Regions from separate parts of the Homo sapiens genome. Here region 2 is linked to region 1. Evidence: chromatin contacts called from ENCODE Hi-C data. All regions are on one chromosome and are shown on one strand. Each heading gives the region's core, a stretch centred on a gene start or an enhancer-like site at or near the end of the contact. The rest is flanking DNA. Distances are from core to core; before and after follow the strand shown. Region 1 overlaps SGK1 (serum/glucocorticoid regulated kinase 1). Region 2 overlaps LOC105378011 (a long non-coding RNA gene).

Region 1 (5,962 bases), core at 2,442-4,941:
AGGCACGAGCCACCGCGCCCGGCCATAACGTGCAGTTTTAAAGTATTATCCTTGATGAAATTAAATTGTTACCAATTTTCCAACCTGCATGATTCATTAACTCTGCACTAATGAATTATACTGCCTGACTTATTCCCAGGAAGCTCTAGATGTTGCTCATCAATCTATGGATAATTGTTGTTTGTGGTTTTTAAGCTCCATTGCATTTTTATCTATATAGATGGAGAATTAAGTCTTGATGTGACAAAGTTGAAAAATAATAAAACCAAAGTTCAGAAAACTCTAAACAATAGTTTTATTTATTTATTTTAATAATATTCATTTATTTATTTTATTTATTTTTAAAATTATACTTCAAGTCCTGGGATACATGTGCAGAACATGCAGGTTTGTTACACAGGCATACACATGCCATGGTGATTTGCTGCACCCATCAACCCATCATCTACATTAGGTATTTCTCCTAATGCCATCCCTCCCACCCCACCCCCTGACAGGCCCTGGTGTGTGATGTTCCTCTCCCTGTACCCATATGTTCTCATTGTTCAACTACCATTTATGAGTGAGAACATGCAGTGTTTGGTTTTCTGTTCCTGTGTTAGTTTGCTGAGAATGATCATTTCTAGCTTCATCCATGTCCCTGCAAAGGATAAGAACTCCTTTTTTTATGGCTGCATAGTATTCCATGATGTATATGTGCCACATTTTCTTTATCCAGTCTAACATTGATGGGCATTTGGGTTGGTTCCAAGTCTTTGCTATTGTGAATAGTGCTGCAATAAACCTATGTGTGCACGTGTCTTTATAGTAGAATGATTTATAATCCTTTGGGTATAAAGGATTGGGAAAAGCATAGTATCTGGGCTGGATAGCACCGTCCCTCACGGCATAGTCCCTCATGGCTTCCCTTGGCTACGGGAGAGAGTTCCCCGACCCCCTTGCACTTCCCGGGTAAGGCAACGCCCCCCACCTGCTTCTGCTCGCCCTCCATGGGCTGCATCCACTGTCTAACCAGTACCAGTGAGATGAACCAGGTACCTCAGTTGGAAATGCAGAAATCACTCGCCTTCTGCATTGGTCTTGCTGGGAGCTGCAGACCAGAGCTGTTCCTATTCGGCCATCTTGCCCGGGAATCTTATTTATTTTTTGAGATGGAGTTTCACTCTTGTTGCCCAGGCTGGAGTGCAATGGCGCAATCTTGGCTCACTGCAACCTCTGCCTCCCAGGTTCAAGTGATTCTCCTGCCTCAGCCCCCTGAGTGGCTAGGATTACAGGCACCCACCACCATGCCCAGCTAATTTTTGTATTTTTAGTAGAGACGGGGTTTCGCCATGTTGGCCAGGCTGGTCTTGAACTCCTGACCTCAGGTGATCCACCCGCCTTGGCCTCCCAAAGTGCTGGGATTACAGGCGTGAGCCACCATGCCCTGCCTTAAACAATAGTTTTAAAAACCTCTAGGACCTGTAGTTTGTTTTTTGTTTAGAGATGAGGTCTTGCTATGTTGCCCATGCTGGTCTGGAACTCCTGTACTCAAGGGATCCTCTTGCCTCAGAATATCGTGGACTAAAGGTGTGAGGCACCATGCCAAGCCCTGTGGTTTATTTACACTGTAGGCTGTAATAGTTTAGCTTTCCAGGCAGTGACTATGTCTTAGAATTAAAGATAAAGACAGTTGCTTGAGATGCCTTAGAGAGGGCTGCAGTTCAATGGGAGAAAATGCCAGAATTATTTTTCTGTGAGAATATTTCAGGTTACAGTCTAGATTAGACAAATAGCATCTTTAAGGTTTTGTCAACAATAGATATTCAGGGGAAATAAAACCTTCAGAATCAGGGCTAAAAATCTAAAAATTCTGTCCTAGAGAAGGGCAAACTTGAAGATTTTTACTTCACTTTTCCTGCTAGTTTAGCTAAAGAAATATGAAAATGGGCTGGGCATGGTGGCTAATGCCTGTTATCCCAGTGCTTTGGGAGGCCAAAGTGGGTGGATTATTGAGCCCAGGATTTTGGGACCAGCCTGGGCAACATAGCGTAGACCTTGTCTCTACAAAAAATATTTAAAAATGGCCAGGACTAGTGGCTCATGCCTATAATCCCAGAACTTTGGGAGGTTGAGGCAAGTGGATAGCTTGAGCCCAGGAGTTCCAGACCAGCCCAGGCAACATAGTGAGACCTCATCTGTATCAAAAGAAGGTAAAAGAAATACAAAAACAAGTCTTAACAACTAAGCAAAGAAATAAGTACCTTGACTTGTTCTCACTTGTTCTATAAGAGTTACACTGGCACAAGCTCATCTAATGATGTAGTTGCTTTGAAATCTCTACTTCCTTTTTTACTTCTTTTTGCTGAACAAAAATATTTAATGAACAGGCTTGGATTAATAAGTTTGGTGATGGTGTCCAATGAACACAAATGACCACGTAAAGGGTAGTAGTAGATTGGACACCTTATACATAGTTCAGAATCATCATATGATCTTCATGGTTGAGGCTTGTTTCTTTTCTTTTTTTTCTTTTTTTTTTGAGATGGAGTTTCACTCTTGTTGCCCAGGCTGGAGTACAATAGCACTATCTCGGCTCACTGCAACCTCTGCCTCCCAGGTTCAAGTGATTCTCCTGCCGCAGCCTCCCAAGTAGCTGGGATTACAGGCATGTGCCACCCCGCCTGGCTAATTTTTGTATTTTTTTTTTTTTAGTAGAGAAGGGGTTTCACCATGTTGTTAGGGCTGGTCTCGAACTCCTGACCTCAGGTGATCTGCCCACCTCAACCTCCCAAAGTGCTGGGATTACAGGTGTGAACCACCACACCTGGCCCTTGTTTGATTCCTTTTAGGCTTGGGAAAAAAGGGTGAAGATGGGGGAGGACAGAAGCAGAGATAAACGAAGTAAATGTTCATACATTCTCTCACTTGAACCTCTCAGCAACCCTGTTAAGTTTGTATTTGTATTTGTATTTATTTATTTATTTGACACAGAGTCTTGCTCTATACCCCAGGCTGGAGTGCAGTGGTGTGATCTCGGCTCACTGCAAACTCCACCTACCGGGTTCAAGCAATTCTCCTGCCTCAGCCTCCTGAGTAGCTGGGATTACAGGTGCCTGCCACCACACCCAGCTAATTTTTGTATTTTTAGTAGAGACAGGGTTTCGCCATGTTGGCTAGGCTGGTCTCAAACTCCTGACCTCAGGTGACCCACTCGCCTCCAACTCCCTAAGTGCTGGGAGCCACTGTGCCTGGCCAAGTTCGTATTATGATTCATTTTATAAATGGGAAACTTAAAGACACAGCTGGCAAATGTCAAAGCTGGACTTTGAACTAAGATCTAACACCAAAACCATGCTTGATGCATAGTAGGGCCAGTGATTTATTTTTTTTTTTAATATTAGGTAATAGCAAGTAATATGCCCAGAGACATGATGGGCTGACAAAGTATTGACGGGTCTTGTTCTTACTGTCCCTTCTATGCCCCAGTGCTCAACTTCCCCTTAACCCATTCCTTATCCTTCCCCACCACCATTCCACCCCCAATAAAGTCACCCAAGACAGGAAAAATTGTTAACTATTTTCAGAATACTTTGGTAAAGTTGAGGAAGGGGAAGGAAACAAAGTCTTCCAGAGCAGAGGGGGAAAATCCCTCTTTTGATGAAACATCCTGTGTAGCAACTGTGAAGCCTGGATTTCCCCAGGATGAGGTTAGAGTAGCAGGCTGCTGCTTGTCACATGGCCTCAGTTCAAAGTCACACCTGTGGGGGCCTCCCGTAAAATTTACCTATATATGGCCCTCCACAAAGCCACAAACACAGAACTCAAAATGGCATTCACCACTTCTGAGATGCTGAACAGGAAGGAATAGCACTGTTTTTACAAATTAAGTGCACAGTATATGTCACAAGGAGGAAATAAACCCTATGAGTTTGAACTTGCACATCCTCTCAATACTGAAAGATTAATTTTGGTGGCTGAGGTTAATAATACGGTTATTCGTGTTTGGATATGAATGTAACTCGACCGATTGGGAAAGCAGGTGCTAGATTGATGTACCATGCCTGAGACCCATGAGTCATTGTCACTGATTTACAAGCTGGCCTTGCCATGAAAATGGAAGCCAGAGCCAACTCTATGTCATACAATTTATGCCATTCACTAAAATTATAGATAATTTCAGCCTGTGCATTTGCAAAACAGTCTATGCCATTTTTGCTTTAAACATCTTTTGTACTTGGTCTCTCTGACTTGTCTAAATAAGTATTATCATTCATAATAACCATTACCAATCCATTATGCAACATCATGAAAATATATACAGCTTTTAGATTTAATCCATGAAATAAAGCCTATGACTTCTGCTTGCATCTTTGATAAACGGCCAAGTTCTCACAGCTGTTATGATTTCAATTATGAAGAAAATTGGAACTTTTGCATTCTTCAGTGGCTAAAAATCACTCAGAAAAAAACACTTGTTCACATAAGCTATTTTTTTCCCTCGTGTGTATCATGAGCCTTGGGTCTGATTAGTGTAGTTGATTAAAGCAATGTGCCAAAAGGCAAAGGGCCCTTGTTAAAGCCCAAGGAAGGTCAGCTAGATTAACTTCCCAAGTTTACTGAAAATCTGTTCTATTAGTAGTCTTCAGCCAAATTAGGCAAGGGAGTACAAACAGATCAGTACAAATCCAGTCTTTAATGCTAGCAAAATGTAGCTCAAACCACAGTTAACATTGATACAAGGTCAATAATGTCATCTTCCCATACAGAGACAGATGACACACATGCAGAAGCATCTTAGAAACACCTGCTCTCCTCCGCCTTTTTTTTTTTTTTTTTTTTTTTTTAGATGGAGAGTCCCTCTGTCGCCCAGGCTGGAGTACAGTAGTGAAATCCCAGCTCACTGCAACCTGGGCCTCCTGGGTTCAAGTGGTTCTCCTGCCTCAGCCTCCCCAGTAGCTGGGATTACAGTCATGTGCCACGACGCCCAGATAGTTTTTATATTTTTAGTAGAGACAGGGTTTCACCATGTTGGCCAGGCTGGTCTCAAACTACCTGCCTCGGCCTTATTTACAGGTTTTGTCTCCTCATATACAACCAATCTCAACATAGAGAACTCCCTAACTCTGATCCAGGTAGGCTCTCCCTCATCAAGAGATTAAGAGTTCTGAAGTTAAATGAACTACAAAATGAACTACAGTTTATAATCCATTGCCTCACATCCAAAGTGCTTCCTCTCCCTTTCTTTTTATCCCCCTCTCCCTTCAACTACTATTCTCTGAAGCTTTTCAGTTCTCTCAAATCTTAATTTTATTTTTTTCCTCCACAAGAACAAACTTGGTAAATAACCAAGATTGTTCGTGGTTTCAGGCTCCTCTTTTTAATCATTTTTCTCATGTCAGTAATGAGAGCTCCTGAGTTAATATTATGCTTTCCCAAACCTGGAATCCTCGTCTTTTTTGCAGAAGAAGAATCAAGCGTATTGTACGAAATCTCAAGCATATTTATCCTTAACAAGGTCAAAGTCAGAAACCTTAATCCAAAACCATAAACCTCCTGCAGAAAAAATCTCTGGAATTCAACTCTCTCTCGTCTATTCTTTATTCCTACTGATACCACTTTTGTGATTGAAACATGAAACAGATCCTCATCTCCTGAAGATGATATATAGAAATTGTTTTAAATGCCTTGTGAAAACCCTTAATAACCCGAATTCTGTTCCCCAGTTGAGCTATATTTTCCTTGCTCCAAATTTACCATGTCATTCCAGGCCTCCAGGCCTTTGGTTATTTGTCCCATCTGTCTGGGCTTCTCTTCCCCGCCCTTCCTTACCTTACTAACTTACTCATCCTTCACTTCTTAGCTTAGATTTCTCTTCTGCTGAGAAGCCTTCACTGGCCCCTACATCGTCAGCTATGGGAACCCTCTTATGTGTAGTCTCTATCTCCCCCTCTTCTAGCACTTGTCACAGTGTGTTGTAACT
Region 2 (5,962 bases), core at 2,227-4,726, 980 kb after region 1:
ATAAGAGAGATGCCCAGGGATAAACTTCCTTCTTTCTTTAGAAATTATACAATATTAGAACTGAAAGGGACATTAGATATCATCAGGGCTTCCCATAAGGGGCTCACTGTCTTGCTTTATTGAAAGAAAATCAGTTTTGAAGCCAGACCAATCTTTTTTTTTCTTTTTAAATATAGGTGGTGTCTTGCCATCTTGCCCAGACTGGTCTCAAATTCCTGGGTTCAACCAGTCCTCCCACCTCAGCCTCCCAAAGTGCTGGGATTACAGGTGTGAGCCACCGCACCTGGCCACCAATCTTGATTTGAATTCAGACCCTACCCTTTACCAGCTGTGTGACTTTGTATGTTTTACTTAATCTCTCAAAGCTTTATTTTACTTATATTTTAATTATACTGGAGATAAAAATGCATTTCAAGTCAAGGTTGTTATTGTGAAGATTCTGCAAGTAAATACATTCTTGCATCTCTGTAAAATGTTGCCGTGCCTGTTGATTAGATAAGTCACCATGATGACTTATGATCAATTAGAGAAAAATGTCTGTTACCCAGCGATGGGAAAGTGAATACCTCCGAGACCCATGTCCCCAATTGTGTGTTAAAACTATTCTATGTTAAAAACTTACTTTAAAACTCAATTATATCTTCTCAAAATATTACTAATCATTCTAACATATTTTAGTTAATATGTTTCTCCTTGTACAAATATATATGTGGGAAGTAGAGGGCATATTTTTCCTTAAGCTTGCTGCTTTCTAATCCAAAAAAAATGTGATGTGCAGGTCTATTACACTCCACTTAAAATACTTACAACTTTGGGGCTTATTTTTCTCCTTTGAACCATTACTATTATAAAAATCAATTCTTCCTTAGTCACCAAGTCCTCATCCTTGAGGAAAGGAAGTCAGCTAAAATACAAATCTCTTTGTAAAAGTAAAGTTTAGCGACTTGGGAGGCTGAGGTGGGAGGATCCCTTGAGCCCAGGAGTTTGAGACCAGCCTGGACAACACAGAGAGACCCCATCTCTGAAAATAAATAAATTTCAAAAGTAAAGTTTACTTATATACAATTATACCTAGTAACTTTGCTCCCTATAGCAAAAGGAAGCTAAACTATAAATCTTATGGAACTTGTTAGTGTTCTGGTAATAAACAGTTAATAATTTTTTAAAATTAATATTCAGTGAAAATAATCTTGGCCAGGTGCGGTGGCTCATGCCTGTAATCTCAGCACTTTGGGAGGCTGAGGCAGGTGGATCACCTGAGGTCGGGAGTTCGAGACCAGCCTGGCTGGCCAACATGGCAAAACCCCATCTCCATTAAAAGTACAAAAATTAGTGGGGTGTGATGGTGCGTGCCTGTAATCCCAGCTACTTGGGAGGATGAGGAACAAGAATCACTTGAACCTGTGAGGCGGAGGTTGCAGTGAGCTAAGATTGCACCACTGCACTCCAGCATGGGCGACAGAGGAATGCTCCATCTCAAAAAAAAGAAAGAAAAGAAAGTAATCTTGATGCTAATATGGAAATGAAAGAGGTGGTTTGATATTTGTCTTTACACTATATTTCTTTAATTCAACTAGTACATGTCGAGGCTCTATTTTGTGCCAGGTGCTGTGTCAGAAGTTGGGGTTAGAGCTCAGAACAACATAGATCAAAGTCCCTGCCCTCTGTGAGCTTATGTTCAGATGGGAGATACAGATGAGTAAAGGTTACTACAATATAATCAGAATAGGGATAACGGAGACCACGTAGAGCACCAGATCAAGACGTGGAGGAAGAAGACAGGTTTCCTACAGAACTGACACCTAGGCAGGACTGACAGATAAAGTCAGGCAAAAGTTGGAAAGGACAGTAGAGTAAGATGTGACATCTTAAACTTGCTGAATAAAAACACCCAAATATAACAAGTTATCTTTAAATTCATGATGATATATTGTATTTGGACATTCAGGCAGTTCTACTACCTGAGTATATCTAGTTAGTAAATTTTTTCCCCATGCTCCAAACAACAGTTTCACACCCCTTTCTCTCAAACTCTCCATCCCGTTTCTACCCAGTCCCCGCAGATAACTTTGACTCATACACGAATGAGAAAAGAGAAGCCGTCAAGAGCCACACCTGCATGCCTACTCTGTCTCTTGTTAGCATGGGTGAGCATGCCCAGCTGCAGTCATGGACTGGCCCATCCATCTGGCCTCTGCAAGCCATTCCTCTGTATCCTCAGGGGTTTCATCTTGTGAATACTCTCTCTCTCCCCGACATCATCATTGTCTTCCTCTCTCCCAATTATTCCCTCACATTAACATGGTCTACAACTTCCAGCAGGAAAGACAATGTTCCCTCATCAGTATAGTTTAATTTTTTTTCTTTTCTTTTTTCTTTTTTTTTGGGGGAGTGGGGACAGAGTCATGCTCTGTCATACCAGGCTAATCAGTATTGGCACAATCAGGGTTCACTGCAGCCTCAGCCTCCTGGGCTCATGTGATCCTCCTACCTCAGCTTCCCAAGTAGCTGGGACTACAGGCACGTGCCCCCAAGCCCCACTAATTTTCGTACTTTCTGTAGAGACAAGGTTTCACCATGTTGCCCAGGCTGGTCTCAAACTCTTGGACTCAAGTGGACAATATCCCCTTATATACCCCATCATACCACCCCATTTATCTGCTCCTCAGCAAAACTGCTTAAGGGAATTCTGTATGGCAGGTCCCCACTTCCCCAGGTTGCCTCCCCTCTGCCCACTCCACATGAACTTTCATTGCCCCCACTCCTCCATGCCTGCCTCTTCAATGTCACCAGTGACCTCCACTTCGCCAAATGCTGTAGTCACTTCTTGGGCCTCATTTTACTTTACTTATTGGCAGCAGTCAACAGAGTTGACACCCCCTCTTTCTCTAACCATTTTTCTCTCTTGGCTTCAGGCATGACTCTCTTGGTTTTCCTGCTTCTCACTGGTTCCCTCTGTTTGCTGCTCCTCCTCACTTTGGGCCTCAAGTGGCCCTTTCCTCCTTCTCTCTCCATCATTCTTCCTAAAGGATTTCATCAGTGCTGTGGCTTTAAATACCATCTCTTCACCCCTGAGCCCACTCTGAAATTCTAGACTCCTGCAGCCTATTCCATGTTAACATCTTCCCCATATAAGCATCTTAGATTAAGTATGAACAAAACAGAACTCATAATCATTTAAATGCTTTTTTCTCATTAGCAGTAATTGGCCCTTGTATCTTAATTTCTTCATTTCTCAAGCCAAAAATTTGTCATCCTTGGTTTCTCTCTTTACCTTATTACCCTCCTTACACTCAAATGCTCAGAAAGACCTGAATATTCTATCTGCAAAATGTATCTTAAATGTGTCTGCTTTTTCTATTACCTGTAATAATCTTGTTAGTAATGACACAATATTTATGAAGTGCTCTCAATATGCTAGGGAAGAAGAAAGAGGGAGAGAGAAAAGAAGAAGAAAGGTGATGTCTGAGAGGTGAGTTTTGAGAAACTGAAAGAGAAACCTGGAGGAAAAAAAAAGATACGAGGCCGGAGAGAAAAGCGGTGTAAATAGAGCTTGAACTTTGTCCGTAGAGATATGGGGAGTTATGGAATGGTTTCTGCAGTGATATAAAATTACTTATTTATAGCTGATTCATATAAATAATTTTGTTCAAATCCCTTTTTCATAGACAGTATAAAATTAAACCTTAGGTTAGCAGGGCCAAATGCTGGCAGGGCCTGAATCTTATACTCAGTTAATTGGATTGTACATAGTGCACTTCCTACTGCTTCTTAATTTCAAAAGAATGTGCTTTAATCCCAGAAAAATCTTATTGAAAACATATCTTTTGATCCGAAGTTCATAAGGGCTGTTTTCACGTTTTATAGTCCATAAAGTAATTAGTTCAGGAAGAACTGATTACTTAAAACTCTTTTCTTTTTTAAGAGCAGAATATTATCAACAAATAATTTCTCTAAAAGTTTCCTCATCATTTTCAAAAGCCAAATCTTCTACTGAATTTTTCGTATGGAATAATCTGATTATATTTTGATATTTTGGTCATTAAGAAATTCTGCCAATATTTGTTCTTGAAGGTGTTCTTAGCTTAATTTTATATTTTCTTTTACTCTTTAATCTAGAATGCATTTGTAGAGTCAATGATCCTCAGAAACACATTGGAAATTTGTTTAAAATGGAGATTCTTGACGTCACCCTCGGATTCTGATTTATGAGTCAGGTGTAGACCTGGGAAGGTTTAACAAGCTTGCAGCTGATTCTAATGCAGGTGGTCTGAGAGGACCACACCAAAACACCCTGCCTTACTCCCCCAACCCTGTGTTTTCTGTCTAAACACTCCCCAATAGCTTTCAATTCCTTTGGGGCCCATAATTTTTAATTAAAATGCCCATTTGTCTATAGAGTATTAGAAAAATATTAAGACCCTAACTATAAGTAGATTTTCTTAAATCCAGGGAATTATTATGTTCCAGATGTTGGTACTAATAATGGCTAACCTCGGCCGCTGATCCATCTTTTGTTTGATTTTTATAATATATGGGGAAGCATAATTTTGTATATATCTAAACCTCTTTAGAAATATGGTTCAATTGCATATGATCTGTCATAAGGGAATTTATATCTCACGAAGTTAAGCGCATAAACAAAACAAGACCAAACACACACACACACACACACACACACACACACACACACATTTTCATTCAGAAATCCTTGGTTCTAAACCAGTCTCTAATCAACATGCCAAAAACCCTTGTTTCAAATCACTTTACTCCTCTGTGCTTTGGGATTTCTATTTAAATGGGGTAAGTATTTAATCCTGTATATAGTTACAAAGCCCAGGGAGAACCTCAGATCAAAGACAAAATTGAAAGAAAGCTTTAGTAGGCCAGAGACATTGGAGTACCAAGGATATAATTGTGAGGTTTTCCTGCTAGAAAACATCCTCTGAAATGAACTTATAAGTTAACAAATCACCCTTCGCCTGTGTTTGGGGGCAGATGTTAGGCAGAGTCAGGATTTGTTTCCATTCGGTCACTTTTCTAAAGAATACAAATCCATCCACCTATTCTTTAATGGTCCTAAATAGCTAACAATGGACAGACAACTCCCTTCCCTTCCTTGCCCAGTTTCCGAGTCAAGGCGCGCAGTGTTCAGTGTATGACCTGAAGCCTTCTGGAAAGTGGTGATTGGTTAGGGTACTCGCCAGTTTGGCCTTACTTTGAACATCCCAAATTTATTTCCTTCCCCATTTCAAATATTCCGAAATGAAAGACATTAGGAGCACGTATTCTGGTTAAATACGGTGATTGAAAATACGAATGAATGCCACTCCATCATGAAATTTCACTAAATGACAATGAGTCAGCAAATAAGGGGCATAAATATACAAGTTAAAGAGAACAACAGGTAAGAGATTATTTGTCAAGAGCCTGTAACTCATTTATTTATTCAACAAATATTTACTGAGCACCTCCTCTGCAAGCAACACAGAATTCAAAACAATTAAATATGTATTACATATACAGCATATATGTTTACATATAAACAATATATAACATATATAAAGTTACTGGCAGAGTAATATTTTCTTGGATAGTCACAGATGTATTAAGAAACAGGCTTGTTTCAAATTTGCTTTTTTAATAACCATATTTCTTTAACATATTCTTTTTCATCTTTTACCATTTCTGACATCAGATTGTGTCTTTAACATGGTCTGATTTTTCTTTTGTTGTAAACTTATTAAACCCATAGAGTCTTATAATTGATGATACCATAAAATAAAGGAAAAGCTTGGAAATTAACCAGCAGAAATTTCAGAAAGGACCCCTTAGGTTTCTTTTTTTTTTTTTTTTTCTTCTGAGACAAAGTCTCACTCTGTCACCCAGGCTGGAGTGTGCAGTGGTGAGATCTCAGCTAACTTTCATCAGTAATGAAACCAGCAGGTGTTCTGCTCCCCAA

What was found. Hi-C counts contacts between places; a loop is a spot of excess contacts on that map. Pooled maps may share reads with other maps.
Region 2: a map with no recorded cell type shows a loop between it and region 1 (13-fold over the local background). The contact joins two enhancer-like sites. A Hi-C loop is called at or near these places in 5 of 37 single-sample maps with no recorded cell type and 3 of 50 pooled maps.

Annotation. Positions count from the first base shown.
Region 1 is chr6:134,243,645-134,249,606 of GRCh38, forward strand. The region is part of intron 2 of SGK1 (serum/glucocorticoid regulated kinase 1); the gene reads right to left. Among named protein-coding and RNA genes, the nearest start is that of SGK1, 71 kb to the right of the region's middle. Within about 2 kb of position 3,692, at least 9 of the 41 ENCODE cell types and tissues checked have a DNase peak (open chromatin) inside an H3K27ac peak, as active enhancers do.
Region 2 is chr6:135,220,720-135,226,681 of GRCh38, forward strand. The region is part of intron 1 of LOC105378011 (a long non-coding RNA gene); the gene reads right to left. Among named protein-coding and RNA genes, the nearest start is that of MIR548A2, 15 kb to the right of the region's middle. Within about 2 kb of position 3,477, at least 3 of the 41 ENCODE cell types and tissues checked have a DNase peak (open chromatin) inside an H3K27ac peak, as active enhancers do.